Regions from separate parts of the Mus musculus genome. Here region 2 is linked to region 1. Evidence: chromatin loops called from intact Hi-C (ENCODE). Cell type or tissue: gastrocnemius. All regions are shown on one strand. Each heading gives the region's core, and the rest is flanking DNA. Links, peaks and the distances in the headings are about the cores only. Region 1 holds the start of Gm12320 (predicted gene 12320). Region 2 holds the start of 4930544D05Rik (RIKEN cDNA 4930544D05 gene).

Region 1 (8,324 bases), core at 227-8,226:
TCATGGTGGTTACAACTCAAAATGGCAGCAGTCATGCCAAGCTGAATACAAAGCACTTGCATAGATCATAGATATTTAAATGTCTGTTCTGCGAGACTCTGAGATCCTTGTATCTCTTAAAGCCACTTTTTACTCTCTATAAAGGAAGCACAAGGTAACTGTGCAAGTTTTCCAGCTCTATCGAGGGCACTGGTAAATTTGCTACAACTAAGGCAATGGCTTCCAAGTGGGAAGATGGAGCCTAAGACACTACTGACTCTTGAGGCTCATTTCCATCACATCCTGGTATTTGAAAGTGGATTGAGCCACCTACCCTTTAGGATGAAACATGTTAGATGGGTTTGTACAGACACAGCATTGTTGCCTGAGTTAATACTCAGCTCCATTCTAAAGCAAGTCCCCTGTGAGCTCCTCACACCTCCCCATGCCCTCTTAACATGCACATGAATAGGAGGATGAGCTGCCACACAGACACTCTGATTCAAGACAGAACATGAGCGCCACTGGAGTGAGGGAGGACAATGCTGCAAGTGTGGCAGCTTTCCAGAGGTGACTCTGAGAGGGAATGCCACCTCCGGGTTGTATTCCCGTGTCTCAGCTGTGCCTCACCTTCTGCAAGGACAGAAGCCCTGTGGCCTAGACAAGCAGCTTGGAAGGGACTTGTTAGAGATGGCCTCTGGTGCTTGGGAATGTTGGAAAAGCTGGATCAGATAGCAATGGCTGGAAGGAGGTCAGGAGGCAAAAATGCTTGGGAGGAGGCTAGCCAAGGGAGAGAGAGCTGCAGGGACTGACTTAGTCACAGTCCACAGACAGGGAAGCTGGCATCTAACACACAGCTCTGTCTTCAAGTCTCCATGCATTCCCTCATAGATGAAATACCCATCTTGCAATACTTGCTAGACAAGTGCTAGGTGTTAGGAATATGGTTTGGTTGGACTCTATATGGGGAGTGGAGGCCTTCAGAACCATCTCGGTTTATGGGGTTTGCAGTAGAGGACTACCCCAGCAGGTCTTCGCTGCCTAGTCCAAAGGTCTTCAGAACTAGCCTCTGGTTGGTTCCTGGGAGATAACTCCTAAGGCCTTGTAATATTCTGCCTGATAAGAGAGACTTTGTATGCCTGATAAAGACTTTTATGAAAACAGTGTGCTATATCATAAATGGCTGTTTGTATATGACCAGGGATTGGGGGCCAGGCTGCACTAGTTGATTTTTTTTGACAAGTCTAGAAACGGAGGAGCCAAAAGTTCATTTCCTTTTTTTTTTTTTTTTTTTTTTTTTTTTTTTGGTTTTTCGAGACAGGGTTTCTCTGTATAGCCTTGGCTGTCCTGGAACTCACTTTGTAGACCAGGCTGGCCTTGAACTCAGAAATCTGCCTGCCTCTGCCTCCCCCGTGCTGGGATTAAAGGCGTGCGCTACCACGCCCGGCTCAAAAGTTCATTTCTTGAACTTTCTATGCTTATGTAGCAAACCATGACCCTTCCTCTAAAAACACAAAACAGAAAACAAAGCCTGAGTGCCAAGGCTTGGGCGAGTTTTCTTGGCTGGTAATACTCCGTCTGCATTGTCACATGCTGCTGCTAGGGGGAAAGGTGATGCTTGTGTGACTGTCCTGGGAAAAGACAACCGGAAGCTGGTCCCTGGACTGTGCTGTGCAGACGAGGCCTTCGATGATTCAGGGGTGATGTGATATAATCATGAAGGTAGTCTGAGCTCCAGGAACCCTAAGAACCTGAGGTTGGTCTTGGAATCCTTATTATATATAATCACACTGAAGAGCCCAGGACGAGCGGAACAGACAGGCTCTGGGTCCACCATAGTTCAAAGGGTGCCAACGGAAAGAACTTGTAGGTAGATGGGCTTGGTGGCACAGCCCTGGAATTTCAGCACTCCGGAGGGCCAGCCTGGGCTATATGATGAGACCTCATTTCAAAAACCAAAATTTATACTTTTTATGATATTGCCAGTGTTTCTTTCCTTTTTTTATTGAGTATTTGATATGTGTATGCAGGCACATGTGTGCCACAGAAGTCTGTGCATAGAGGCCAGAGGTCAACTTTTGGAAACCACTCTGGGTCCTGGGGGTTGAACTCAGGTCACTGGGCTTGCCTGGCAAGTGGTTTAACCTATGGCACCATCTTGTTGCCCTTGCCCTGCTTCTCCTGTTTGTGATTGAACCTGTATTTTAAGTTGAAAGCTGTCATTGCATTTGGTGGAGAAGGGGGGCCTTATGGCACATACCTTTAATCCCAGCATCCAGGAGGCAGAGGAAGGCATCTCTCTAAGTTTGAGGCCAGTCTGCTCTATTTACTGAGTTCCAGACCAGCCAAGGCTACATGGCCTCAAAAATAAAATAATGCTAAATTGAAAATTTTAAAGTTGTTTTTATATTTGGTGATCTCTTCCCTATTTAGTCTTTAATTATTTTCATCTACATTTTTTTCTACAAATCTTTTTTTTCCTTTCCTTTTTTTTGGGTGGGGGCCTATTTTTGGAGACAAGATCTCATGAATCACAGGCTGGTCTCAAACTCGGTATATAGATGAGGAGGATGGCCTCAAAAACTTAACTTCCTGCTCTGCCTCCCAGGTGCTGGTATCACCGTCCTGTGCTTCTATGCCTGTCTCTATAAATGTGTAAAAACTTAACAGGAGTTTTTAGAACACTGCAGCAGTTTGATTGTTTGGCAACAAGCAGAAGAAACCGAAGTGACAGTTGAAAGGTTTGTGTTTTTTTCATCTAAGAAGCTGCAGTAGACAGTTCAGGTTCCTAGGAAGCCCATACATGCCGCTAGCTTGCTACTCTGACACACTTAGAGTTCTAGCCTTGTCTTTGGATCCAGTGTGGAGCCTCTGTTTCACAACCACCTTCTGGCAGGAAGTAAAGGAAGGTCTTTGTCCCTTGGCTCTCCAGGAAATCCCCTGAAGGGTTGTCTTATTCAGGATCCAAAAATCACACGGCCCACAAAAGCCTGGGGATTGTGCTAAATTCAAAAGCACTTTCCCCTCCTTTACGAATACAAAAAGCAATCCTTAAAAATCAGAATAAGTAACAGGAGAAGCACAGCGACTTAAGAATTAAACATCTGTATGAAAAACTTGCAAAGTGTGGGAAACACGCCCACAGAACATTTGGTTACTTACAACAAAACCAGGGGAGCAGTCCAAAACTCCTCACATGATTCTGTAGACTCAACGTTATGTCCCCACCAGGAGCACGGAGCCAGGTGCCATCGGAAGGCATCTCTATACACAAAGCAAACGCCAATCTGCTGGGGAAATTGGTGACTTTTGTAGAAATTCCGTGAAGGTGACAAGCTCCGCCATGTGGTTCAGTTTGTTACCTCTGCTCCATCTCCAGTGCAAGCCCAGCAGGTGGCAGAACCTGCAACCTGCCACCTTCCCAGTCTCATAACTTCTCTGTCCATTGTGTCATTTTAATTGATGCAAATACCCGCCACATTCTGAGCTCTAACAATGGGCAGCAGCTATGATGAAGCTACCATCTATCCACAGGGAGAGTCTTCTTAAGACAACTTTTAACTCCATTAATGCCAGCTTGCAAATTACTACTTTTCCAGTTAATGGAGGAGGGTTCAACTCTGTTGCTCAGTTCAAATTCATATTCAGGGGGCAGCTATGTGTCCTCCCTGGCTCCCCCTGGCCAGGTTGGGAGTGGAGGTGAATTCCAACAGAGTTGGGACCAGCAAGGCTGGTCTCATGCTCTGTCCTTTTTGGTCTGGGGTCACGACTGTTGGAAGATGTATGTGACACCATCACTTGAAGTGTGGTACCACTGTCTCATTGTGGATACTATGAGAATCATACTCTAAAAATATCTATGTGCCCGGCTTATACACTGGATTTTATACACAATTGATATGTTAAACCCTTGACTGGAAACATTTCATCTGTACAAAACAGCAGCTGCATCAGATTGACAAATGCCCTAAGACTGTTCCTTTTTAATCCACTTCTCCAGCCACACAGAGTGACTTTTGTTCACAGTCTCTTGGTGCCCCCTTGCGCCCAGCCAGGGAACTGTCTCATTGTTGAAGCACAGGAGAAAACACCTCAATGTGTGCCGGTGTCTTTCTCTTTCAGGCATGTTTCCTGAATTCCATACCGGATCGTCTTTTCCACACAACATCCTTATCGCCGCTACACATTTCTTCAAACCCTTGCCCTCCACCTCCAGGAGATCTGTCTCCTTCTGGCAAACCTCAGTGGTAACTGCTAGGATACACAGCCTAGCTTGGCAGGTGCTGTCTGACATGTAGCATTCTATTCTCTCTCATTCTTATTACTTTTCAGGAGAAAAAACCGTAACTCTCTCCCTCCTCCCCTAGACACCCCCCCACCACCACCACGTCTTTCCAAGACAAGATCATTTCTCTGAATCCACAAGGTAGCTCAAAACTGTAACTTCAGCTCGAGGGGATCCGATATCTGCTTCTGGACTCTGGGCACTGCACACACATGATGCACATACAAACATACACGCAGGCAAAACTCTCATACATATAAGATAAAAATAAAAATTTAAAAATAAGTACTAGTGGAAAAAAGTACTCCCACTATCTGCTCCTGTCTCGATTAAATTAAATTAGAATTTTATTGAGTTAGATGAGGCATGGTGTTGTGAACTGAACTGGTCACCCCTCTGTCAGGTCTGTATGATGAAGGCCTAGTTCCCAATATGACTGTGTTTGGAATAAAGAAGAACCACTTCCTAGGTGGACCCAACTCCCTGCAGTTGGAGTGATCCTGGCCCTACCTGTAAGCCACAAGCACAGTGCACCTGGATGACAAGGAACATTTCTTCAAACCACCTCCCAAGCCGGACAGCCTGGTTATCAAAGCTCAGGAAAGACATGAGTTTTCTGGGTGTGGCTCAGAACTGGTCCCTCTGGTCTCCCTGGTGTGACAGTTAACCCTGGAGAAGGAATTGCCCTTTGGGTGCTTTTTTTTTTTTTTTTTTTGGTTTTTGGATACAGGGTTTCTCTGTGTAGCCTGGCTGTCCTGGAACTCACTTTGTAGACCAGGCTGGCCTCGAACTCAGAAATCCGCCTGCCTCTGCCTCCGGAGTGCTGGAATTAAAGGCGTGCGCCACCACATTCTTTGCATCTTCACAGCTGGAGGTGGGGGTTGAGTACCAAAGATTCACCTGCTGAGTGCTGCCTTAGTGTGCAAGAGTCAGACAGGAGTGCTACATCCAACACATTAAGATCCGACCCTGCCAATGACCCAGGAGGGATCTGGGTGACAAGTTACACAGAGGGTGCTCAAGGAAAGCTGCCTGTTCTCTTGGTGCTATCTGTCCTTAGGAGATGGTCACGTCAGTTAAAGCAAGATGCATTTTGTGTCAGCATCATGTAACGTTGGGAGTGGAAGCTATTCTGAGGTCAGCCTAGCTGACAGGGGAGACTCAAGAGTATGGAGACATCGGATGGACAGGGGCAAGAAGTGTGTACAGGTGATAAGAGCATGAGAGCAGCTAACAGGGAAAGCTGTCTGAGCCAGGGCCCTTCTGTTAGATAGAGCATCCCCTATCTGTGGCTATGTACCTGTGGGAGAAGTGACAAACAACCAGAGAGTCACAAGGTCACTCAAACCTTAAGATCATTCCTTTTAGCATCCCAACACAATGCCATTTAAGCTCAAGAGGCCACCGAATCGAACTAAGACAGGTGATGTGGCCCATATGTAATTGAAACTGCAATAGCACTAAATCTGAAACATCTGTCAACTAATTTGAGAAATGTGATTTTAAAACATGAGGAGCCAGGTGTGGTGGCCCATAGCTGTAATCCCTGCCCTGTCAGCTGCCGCAGCAGGACCAGGAGCTCTAGGCCGGCCCAGGCTGCATAGATCTAATCTCAAAAACCCAAGGTAGGCAGCCTGGGCTTGAAGCTCTCTGTTCCAGATGTTTCACAGGTGAGAGGGGAAACAGGGAGCAAAGCAGCTGATATTTTATTTTATTTTATACCTGTCCCTTTGAGAATCTAGACGTATGCTAGTCTTAGTCAGGGTTTCTATTCCTGCACAAACATCATGACCAAAAAGCAAACTGGGGAGGAAAGGGTCTATTCAGCTTACATTTTCCACATTGTGGCTCATCACCAAAGGAAGTCAGGACTGGAACTCAAGCATGTCTGGGAGCAGGAGCTGATGCAGAGGCCATGGAGGGATGTTATTTATTGGCTTTCTTCCCCTGGCTTGCTCAGCTTGCTTTCTTATAGAACCCAAGACTACAAGTCCAGAGATGGCACCACCCACAAGGGGCCCTTCCTACTTGATCACTAATTGAGAAAGTGCTCCACAGCTGGATCTCATTGGGCATTTCCTCACCTGAAGCTCCTTTCTCTGTGATAACTCCAGCTAGTGTCAAGTTGACACAAAAGCAACCAGTCCAATGGTCAAGGTTTCAGTCCTACAATTTTTTTTTTCAAGAACCCTTGGGGCTAGAGAGATGGCTCAGTGGTTTAGAGCACTGACTGCTTTTCCAAAGGTCCTGAGTTCAGTTCCCAGCAACCACATGGTGACTCACAACTTCTGTAAAGAGATCTGATGCCCTCTTCTGGTGTGTCTGGAAACAGCTACAGTGTACTCATATAGATAAAATAAGTTTTTAAAAACAAAAGAACCCTTACCTATAAACTCAATGCTGTGAGGATCCTGAGTCTGCTAGTGTCAGCAGCTGCGGGGAGATGACAGCCTGGTACGGCCAGCAGCAGACTGCTCTGTCCCTTTCCTCCTTAGGGACCCCTACTCAGGTGAAGCCCGAACCGTGACTTCAGCACAGAAAAGAATTTCAGGATGATCCAATGAAAAACCAAGGGAGGAGCGTCACTGTTCAGATACTGCCCTGGCTAGTTTTTATGTCAGCTTGGCACAGGCCAGGGTCAGCAGAGAAGAGGAAACTTCAGTGGAGAGAAGGCTTCCATTGGATTGGCCTGTAGGCCAGTCTGTGGGACATTTTCCTGAGAAGTGGTTGATGTGGGGGGACCCAGCTCACTGTGGGTGGTGCCACCCCAGGCTGGTAGTCCTGGGTTGTATAGGTGACTTAGCTGAATACAAGTCTAAAAAGGCAGTGAGCAGCGTTCCTCCCTGGCCTCTGCTGCAGTTCCTGCCTCCAGGTTCCTGCCTTGAGCTCCTGCCCTGGCCTCCTTCTCTGTGACCTGTGATGGAGATGAGTAAGCCAAAGAAACTCTGCCCTCCCCATATTACTTTTGGTCATGCTGTTTCATCACAGCAATAGAAAGCAAACTAACACAGGAATAGATATCAGGAGAAAGGACAGCGTGCAACCCCAAGGCTTCTCAAGAGAGAGCTATACTTAGGTGCCATTGGGGGTACATTATGGTCCAGTTGCTTCCTGAGTTACCATCTTGAAAGGACGTAACTTGCAATAAGGTGGATTTTTTTTTTTTTTTTTGAGATAGGGTCTCACTGTGTAGTCCTCTTCTGGAACTCCCTATGTAGACCAGGCTAGCCTCAAACTCAAGACATCCTTCTTCCTCTATCTCCTGAGTTTGGGGATTAAAGGAATGTACCACCACTTCTGGGAAATAAGGTTTAAAGATTCAGCAAAGCTTAAGATTTAAGTAAAGTTTAAAAACTAAATGCTGTACCTCTAGCTTCAGAAGGATCCAACGGATCTGGCCTGCTCTGGCGCCTGTCCTCATATGCAGATGCATCCACAGACCCAGTGGACACACACGATAATAAAAATAAATATTTTTAAAAGTTAAATAAAATCTATGCTCTGGTTCATTTGTTTTTCTTCTTCTTTTCTTTTTTTATTTATGTATATGTTTTATTTATTTGTTTGTTTGTTTATTCAATGTATATGAGTACACTGTAGCTGTCTTCAGACACACCAGAAGAGGACATCAGATCCCATTACAGATGGCTGTGAGCCACCATGTGGTTGCTGGGAATTGAACTCAGGACCCTTGGAAGAGCAGTCATTGCTCTTAACCGCTGAGCCATCTCTCCAGCTCCTCATTTGTTTTTCTTATCTTAAATAATTTCCTTTTGTAAGTGAAGATGGTTTTTTGTTTGTTTGTTTGTTTGTTTTTGTTTATTTTTGTTTTGTTCTGTTTTTCGAGACAGGGTTTCCCTGTGTAGCTCTGGCTGTCCTGGAACTCACTTTGTAGACCAGACTGGCCTCGAACTCAGAACTCTGCCTGCAGTTTGTGCTCATTTAGTAATTTCAAGACTAAAAGGTCCAAAAAAAAAAAAAATAGAAAAAGAAAAAAGAAAGAAAGACATACTTATGTTTGGCCAGGCAGTGGTGGCACACGCCTTTAATCCCAGCACTT
Region 2 (8,310 bases), core at 311-8,310, 140 kb before region 1:
GCTTTACAAACGATAGGCCTGGGGCTGGATAGACGGCTCAGTGGATGAAAGTTTCTGCTCTTCTAGAGAGCCCAAGTTTGATTCCAAACATTCACTGAGACAGCTCACAACCTCATCTAACTCCAGGTCCAGGGAACCCGATGCCCTCTTCTGGCCTCCATGGGTACCAGCACACAGAGACAAGAAAACAAAAATAAAATTCAAAATATCTTTTAAAAAGTCCAAGCACGGGCCCCTTATTTGAGGCTTAGCCCCTGCCCTGGCACAGGGCTCCTGGGGGGGAGGGGGTTTCTCAGAGTGGCTGAGAGATTGAGGCAGAGGGGGAACTGCTGAGTGGTGGAGACAGGCCTTGGCCAGGCCTTGGCCTCTGGCTCAGGCCCTCTTAACCTCAGCGCGCCTCTGTTCCCGAGTCTCCCCTCAGAGGCTCTGATGTGCCCAGATGAGATGGAGGGCATAGGAGTAGAAATAACCACTGAGGGCTGCAGCCCACCCGCCCTCCTCTTTGGCAGCCCTAGTGGGTGGAGAAGGTGGTCGCCTTGATCAACTGCAGTTCGATGTGAGGAAGGGCTCTGTGGTCAACGTCAATCCCACCAACACCCGAGCTCATAGTGAAACTCCTGAAATTCGCAAGTACAAGAAGCGATTCAACTCAGAGATCCTATGTGCAGCTCTCTGGGGTAAGTCAGAACTGAAAAAGGTGGAAGTGGTCTGGGCACAGCCTCCATACTCCTGGTCAGGGTAGAGCTTGGATCTGCCTCTGACCTATCCAAGGATTCCCGTTGCAGGGGTCAACCTCCTAGTGGGCACAGAGAATGGGCTGATGTTGCTGGACCGAAGTGGGCAGGGCAAGGTGTATGGACTTATTGGGCGACGACGCTTCCAGCAAATGGATGTCTTAGAAGGGCTCAACTTGCTCATCACCATCTCAGGTGTGTGTATGGAGTTTGGGGACAAGGGGCTTAATTGCTTGCGTATCTTCATCCTGGGAGGAGAACAACCTCGGTCAGACAGTAGTGTGGGAAGCAGGAACTGGGCCTTTGATAAGAATGAGTGTTTAGGGCTAGTGAGATGGCTCAGCGGTTAAGAACGCTGACTGCTCTTCCAAAGGTCCTGAGTTCAAATCCCAACCATATGGTGGCTCACAACCATCCATAACGAAATCTGATGCCGTTTTCTGGAGTGTCTGAAGACAGCTACAGCGTACAGTGTATAAATAAATAAATATTTTTTAAAAAATGACTGTTTATGTGCCAGGCATGGTGGCGCACACCTTTAATCCCAGCACTTGGGAGGCAGAGGCAGGTGGATTTCTGAGTTCGAGGCCAGCCTGGTCTACAGAGTGAGTTCTAGGACACCCAGGGCTACACAGAGAAACCCTGTCTTGAAAAAAAAAAAAAAAGTGTTTATGTGTCCACATATGTCTGTCCATCTCACAGGGAAAAGGAACAAACTGCGGGTATATTACCTGTCCTGGCTTCGGAACAAGATCCTACACAATGACCCAGAGGTGGAAAAGAAGCAGGGGTGGACCACCGTGGGGGACATGGAGGGCTGCGGCCACTACCGTGTTGGTGAGGATGCCACAGCACAGTAGCCAGGGAGCAGCAAGGTCTGGGCTAACTACTGAGATCCTCAAGCTGACAGTGGAAGTCACTGCGTCTCCCCTTTCCTGCCCTCCAGTGAAATATGAACGGATTAAGTTCCTGGTCATTGCCCTGAAGAACTCCGTGGAGGTTTATGCCTGGGCTCCCAAACCCTACCACAAATTCATGGCCTTCAAGGTAATCCCCGCCTCAGCCACCAGTATGTTCCCAGGTTCCGAACGCTCCTGCACCTGTCTTCCCTGAGCCTTCTCTCCTCCACAGTCCTTTGCTGACCTCCCTCACCGCCCTCTACTGGTGGACCTGACAGTAGAGGAGGGACAGCGGCTCAAGGTCATCTATGGCTCCAGTGCTGGCTTCCATGCTGTGGATGTTGATTCTGGGAACAGCTATGACATCTACATCCCTGTACATGTGAGCTTAGCAGGGCTATGGGGCGAGGGAGACCAACCCATTCTGGTCATCAGACATGAGGACCCCACCCAGTCCACCTTCTTCTCCCTAGATCCAGAGCCAGATCACACCCCACGCCATCATCTTCCTCCCCAACACTGATGGCATGGAGATGCTGCTGTGCTATGAAGATGAGGGTGTCTATGTCAACACTTACGGGCGGATCATCAAGGATGTGGTGCTGCAGTGGGGAGAGATGCCCACCTCTGTGGGTAAGTGAAGAGCCACCCCAAGCTGCTTGTTCCGAGGTGACTAGGACTGAAACCTCCTTACAGCCCTTCCACCATCTTCTCTCTTCAGCCTACATCTGCTCCAACCAGATAATGGGCTGGGGTGAGAAGGCCATAGAGATCCGCTCTGTGGAGACAGGCCACCTAGATGGGGTCTTCATGCACAAACGAGCCCAGAGGCTCAAGTTCCTGTGTGAGCGCAATGACAAGGTGAGGCAGTGTATCTCTGAAAGGAGCCTAGCCCAGGGGATGGGCTGCCTCTCCAGACCTTGCTCTGGGCAGGCATCTGGGGGTTTGGAATGGTTCTGCTGTTCTGAGCTGTCAGAGCCACACCCTCCTTCCCTGTGGGCTCTGTTGCCTTTACCCCAGGGACCTGGTAACACTTTTTTGCCTTTCCTTGGGGATAGAGAGAAACAGGTGTCATTCACTTCCTCTCTCTCCCCCAGTGTCAACCTCGTCTCTCTTCCCAGCATACCCCTCCCCCCCGCCCCCACACCACACACACACACTTAGCCCTTGGTGATGTCTCTTCTACTTTATTCAGGTGTTTTTTGCCTCTGTCCGCTCTGGAGGAAGCAGCCAAGTTTACTTTATGACTCTGAACCGTAACTGCATCATGAACTGGTGACGAGGCCCCTGGGCTGGGGCTCCCCACATGGACCCAGCTCTCTTCCCACAGCCAGACTACCCAGGCCGCCCCTGCCCTCCCACCCCCTTGGGCTTTTGCTTTTACTGGTTTGATTCACTGGAGCCTGCTGGGAACGTGACCTCATATCCCTGAAGCTTTCGTGATCACGTGACCACCCTTTCCCCCAACATTCTCAAAACTGTGCCTTTCCCCAACTTGTGGGGAATGACACAGCTTCCTTCCCCTTACCAGGAATTGAGTGGGACTTGCTCCTCCCCTTTTCTCCACAGAAGAGGAGAGCGCTTGGGGCTTGGACCCCTTACCCCATTGCTGCTGAATGAGCAGGGCCCTGACCCCTTTATTTGCACGCCAGGGGAGCCGGCTCCCCCCTTGAATGTACCAGACTCTGGGGGGGGGGTGTTCACTGGGCCCTGGGTTCTGGAGGCGGGGCGGTCACCAGCCACTCCAGGGGCAGGGACCATTCCTCATTTTCTGAAAGCACTTTAATGATTCCCCCCCAACCCCCAGGGAATGGAGGAGGGACCCCATAGCCAAAACATTCCCCCCTTTCCTCCCCACTCCCACCCCTTCTAGCCTCTCCCCTTCCCTAGAAGGAGAGAGCTCAGAGCTCCCAGCCTTTATCCTCCCTTGCTTGCATCTGTATATAGTGTGAGCAGCAAGTAGCCCTTCTCCCTCCTGTATCCTTTCTCAATGTAGTGGCCTTGGATATATCCCCTTTGTTAATAAAGACAATTCAACCAGCTTCCACCATTTTGAGATCCTACTATTGTTCTCTCTCAATCCTGGAGAGATTTGAGAGTTGAGAATGCAGAGGGTAGAGGAAAGGCATTAGGCTCTGTGAAGTTACTGTGATAATAGAGACGAAGTAAGGTGGATGAATAGGCCAGGGATCAGTCCTGACACGGTAGGACCCTTTGAGAATAGTTTTTACCAGCCCCAGCAGGGCCAGGCCAGACTTCTGGCTTCAGTGTTTCTATATCTGGGTCTTGTAAAAACCTCATTGGCTATCAACTAGATAAACATTCTTTAGGTTAGAAGGAGCCAAGAGCAAAATTGAACCAATTGCCTCCAAGTGCCTGACCAAACCACCCACCCATCTTCTACTTCCCTGAGGAGTTGGACCCACCCACATGACCACACAACCCCTCCTGCAAGTTCACAAACCAGATTTATTGTCAGCGGCCTGTTTTCAAAATCTCTTTCTTGGGGGGTGGGGGAGAGGTGGGTGCCAGTGCAGGCTCATGGTTGGATGCACGGTGGGTAAGGGAGATCAGGAACTTGGTTGAAGTAACCCCCAAGGAAGATGAGAGTAGAACCAACGCTGAAGAGCACCAAAGCTGCCCAAAAACAGACATTGTCCAGGGCCTTCCCCATACGCACCCAGTCGGACAGTTCCTGTGAGAGAGAGCTTAGCGAGGGAGGAGCCTGGAGGGCGGGGCATCTAGCACTGCTCCGCCTCAACCTCCCAACCCACCTCTCCAGTGGCTTCCTGGTCTCTTGTGCTCTCAGCCACAAAGTTCACAGCATCCACACAGCAGCGGATTTCTGGGGCTGCAGCACCCAGGTTCTGGCAGAGGGCTGCTGCTAAGGCAACAGCAAGCGCTAGGTCATTAAAAGAGCGTCCCTAACGGCGAGTGTATGCCTTTGACCCAAGAGCAGTGCTTACCGGTCCAAGTTCCGTGCCGATGCCTCTGACCCTCAAACACGAGTTCGCTCCGCGGCTTTTTCAAGATGAGCTCCTCCGCTCTGAGCAGAATGCCCACAGACGAGGCACGCCTCGCTGGTGAGGCAGTTCGGGGATCCTCTGGGGGTGGGCTCGAGCCCAGGAGACGCGGCAGCAGCTCTAATAAAATCTGCAGCCGGGGCAGAGAGAGGTTCCAAGCCCGCTTCCCACCCCTGGGCAGTACTTTCTCCAACCAGCGCTTACCTGGCGCAGCCGAGGGGATGTAGCATGAGTCGTTGGCGTCCTCAAAGATACGTTGAGCACGATGACGCAATTCATGACAATGAGCGTGGCAACCACCATGACGAATATAAGATACCTGATATACAGAAGCCTGATGTCACAGCACCCCACAAACAAGGCACTAGCTGCCCTCTACCTCACAAATACCACCTCCGCACAGCTGGTGGCGTTACTTCTTGATCCTCCTCAACGATGCCAGTATTGTCCTGGCCCTTCTGCATATACCATCTGTTGCGGACATGAAGGGGATTCCCAGCAATTTGGACACCCTGCTGTGGGTCTACCACTTCCACAGCTCCACCGAGGTGAGGGTATTAGAATGGCAGAATCTGGAGAGGTCCCCAGCTCTTCCTGCTATGGCCCTTTCCATGTGATCATTCCACTCACTACCCTTGCTCCTCCAGGTGGCCTTACAGCCTCCACTTCTATCTTCCCTGGAACTTGCTGTGGCCGCAGCTCACGAATATCTGGTGCAAAGGTTCAGAGAGCTTAAGTCCCAGGACCCCCTGGAATCCGACAAGTCGCCCACCCAGAAGGCCACCCTAGGGCTGGTGCTAAGAGAAGCTGCAGCCAGCATCATGAGCTTTGGAGCCACCTTGTTAGAGGTGCTGCTCTGGGAGGCTGAGGGATGGGAATAAAAGGGGGAGAGGGCTAGGCCAACAAAAGCAAGGACCTCTAGCCCATATGCCCCAATGTAGATCTCGGCCCTGTGGCTGCAGCAGGAGGTGCAGCGACTGGACGGCGGCAACGACTGCCCAGGCCCAGCCCCAGACACTGGGGATCCTGGTAGGGCGCTGGCCCGTGTAGCCCTGGCCGCAGGGCAGGGGATTCGGCAAGCTGGAACGGCAGCTGGCGCAAGTGCCCGGTACCTGATCCAGGGGGCGTGGTTGTACCTGTGTGGACGAGGTTTGCACGGGTCTACCTCATCTCTGCCACAAACCCTATGCCAACTGGGCCTTGGGGTCCCTGGGGATCCGGTGCGTTTGGGATAAAGGGTGCGACATGGGTCAGAGGAGGTATGATTAAGGAGATGCTGAACTATACTGTCCTCTTAACAGAGAGACTCGGGAAACCTCAAGGTGTCGCCCAGCAGCAGTGAGGAGAATGGGGGAACAGATAATCCATCACTGTCCCAGTCCAACCCTGTGTCCAAATAAAAGTCCAGAACGGGACAACACCAGGTCCCTATGCAAGCCTTCTTTGGCTACATTCTCCATGCATGCCCCTATCTCTGTGGGATCCACTTTGAGATTACCTGCCCAGCAGTGGCACGCTCAGAGAAGTCTCTGGAATTTTCTGGGCAATTAGAAACAAGAAGACAGTCTGGGCTAGCAGGACGTTGATAGAGACCGTGCATTTCTGGCCACCAGCTAGAGGGAGCAAGCTGTGAGAGGCAAGCCAGGGAGCAAGCCCAGCCTGGGGTTCAGGAGTCAGGGTCACCCCTTACCCTGCGCAGGCAGGAAGTAAGCGAGCAGCACCAAGCCAGAAATGAGCACGCAAGGCACAATGATGTTAATGACGTAAAAAAGCGGCTTCCGGCGGATGATGAGCGTATAGATGACGTCAGTTTCTCCAGGACCTTCTGTGGAACCTCCCTCATAGCGGCGAATCATGCCTGGGCAGTAGTCTATGGCCCATTCTCCATTCTCTGCAGGACATAGGGCACAGTCAGCCCGCACACCTGCAACTCCAGGCCAAGAGGGCTGCTTGAAACCTGGGCTGTTAGCACGGGGGCAGAATGGTAGAGAGGGGCATTTCTGGTGGGGGTGTGGAAACAACACATCTAGACTGACTTCAAGAAGCTCAGCTTCCGGTTGTGTGGTTCAGGCCAAGCCCTACCCTGAACGTCCCCCCTTGAACCTTATCTGGGAGAAGAATTTTTGGAAAGGGGGTATATCCCTTCACCGGTAAAAGCTGCCGTGTCAATGTCAATCTTGTTGATGGTATTGCCGTCGTCATCCACGGCAAAGATGAACTCCACCTCCTCAGCATTGTAGGTCTGGGAGCTGTGAAACAGGGCCAGTCTTTACCCCAGAAGCTGGCAGCCATCTTAGTTCCACCCTGGAAGCTTCAATCTGGCAGGGTAATATGGCTCTCTTCTTTTGCCCACATTCCCCAGCGCGTTCCCAATCCTGCTTCCTTTTCTGTTCTGTTTTGGGTTGCTGATGGGCTTACCGTGCTATCCAAGGGATTCCTGGACTCAAGTAATTTTTATGCCTCAGACTCCTCCTGGGGAATAGCTGCGACTATGCGCTCAAACTACAAGATGGCAGCAAGAAACCTGTGCCCACGCCTACTGCAAACCTACACCAGCTTCCCACCCCTTCACTCCAGTGCCTCACTCCAACTCCTTCCCAAAGACCTTCCAAAGAAGACCCCACCTATCCCTCCTTAGCAGGCCCTGTCCCCTGCTCTAGGCCCTTCTCAATATCATGATTGAAGTGATTCTTCCTACCGAAAAATGAGAGAGCAGTTCTGCCAGTCAAAGGGGAAATAGGTGACCTCCACTGCGCAGGTGCTGCGGTAGATGGCTGGGGGCAACCAGCTCACATAGCCTCCCTCATAGACTAGAACATTGCTGTCGTAGGCCACTCCAAACTGCCCATCAATACTGTGGAAACCAAGCTTTTCACATGTCTGAACCTCCTTCACCAACCAAATCCCCCAAAGCCAGTTCCCTTTGCAGCCTGCCCTCTTGGGTGATCCTCACTTGTTTTCTAGAACAATCTCTGGCAGCCATACATGTTCTGAAGGGACCCGGAGGATTCCTACACCTGCAAAATCGTCCTTGCTGTAGTTGAGCCGATAGTCGTGCCAGTCCTAAGAGGTGGGGGCGAGAGAGAGTGTGTGCTCTCCGGCTCCCACCTGGCAGAAGAGAAGGGGCTTGGCTGGGGACCCTCCCACTGCTCCCCAGGTCTGACTCACAATGCCAATCCAGACACTGGTGGTCAGAGTTTCTTCTTTCTCGTTCTACAACAGAAAGAAGCCTGCTGAAGCCAGGAGTTAGGGGGTAGAAGTGAGGGTATAGGATTAGAATTGGGGGAAGGTCTTACCAGTGAGATGAGGTTGGTTAGGGTGACCTTGAGGGTGATGGTGACAGTGTCCTCAGGTCTCCTAACTGGCCGGCATTCTGGATCATAATTGTCGAAGAGATGGTGATACAGGCTAAGCTCTTCATTCTTTCCCTGGCTTCTGCCTATGATTCAAGAAGAAAGGGTCATTGTACACGAAGCAGCAGCCCGAAAGGCTTCTCTGCCCCCACCCCCAGGCCATTGCACCCCTCCTGTGTTTATATTTCTAGATTTTTCCTAAACCAACAATACTGCATCTGGGGACCAAGTACTGTCTCAGTCTCCACCCTGGTCTCAGACCTTTTCCCACTCCATGTTGACATACGGATCCACCTGGCTC

The links. Hi-C counts contacts between places; a loop is a spot of excess contacts. Peaks named below come from ENCODE experiments on the same cell type or tissue, not always from the same donor. Only the 100,000 strongest peaks of a DNase experiment are listed, where the experiment ranks them.
Region 2: a loop joins it to region 1, with 3 times the contacts of the local background. A loop is called at or near these places in 20 of 42 quality-filtered maps.

Annotation. Positions count from the first base shown.
Region 1 is chr11:70,751,813-70,760,136 of GRCm38, forward strand. It overlaps Gm12320 (predicted gene 12320), which reads right to left and starts at 3,354. Exons shown (of 3, transcript NR_167739.1): 1 at 3,142-3,354. In gastrocnemius, for the core only: a CTCF peak has its summit at 4,023 (motif pointing left); a DNase peak (open chromatin) is centred at 4,026.
Region 2 is chr11:70,610,801-70,619,110 of GRCm38, forward strand. Mink1 (misshapen-like kinase 1 (zebrafish)) reads left to right here. Exons shown (of 33, transcript NM_001045964.1): 26 at 510-677; 27 at 786-929; 28 at 1,437-1,571; 29 at 1,681-1,781; 30 at 1,866-2,015; 31 at 2,107-2,266; 32 at 2,355-2,494; 33 at 2,829-3,682. The coding sequence ends at 2,912. Chrne (cholinergic receptor, nicotinic, epsilon polypeptide) reads right to left here. Exons shown (of 12, transcript NM_009603.1): 2 at 7,953-8,095; 3 at 7,825-7,869; 4 at 7,610-7,719; 5 at 7,355-7,510; 6 at 6,805-6,905; 7 at 6,347-6,547; 8 at 6,155-6,269; 9 at 4,861-4,975; 10 at 4,600-4,786; 11 at 4,408-4,514; 12 at 4,083-4,328. The coding sequence ends at 4,173. It overlaps 4930544D05Rik (RIKEN cDNA 4930544D05 gene), which reads left to right and starts at 5,094. Exons shown (of 4, transcript NM_001145537.1): 1 at 5,094-5,204; 2 at 5,304-5,504; 3 at 5,598-5,805; 4 at 5,958-6,090. The coding sequence starts at 5,139. The coding sequence ends at 5,998. In gastrocnemius, for the core only: CTCF peaks have their summits at 1,906 (motif pointing left) and 4,561; DNase peaks (open chromatin) are centred at 4,408, 4,674, 5,140 and 5,746; H3K4me3 peaks cover 2,729 bases; H3K27ac peaks cover 2,690 bases.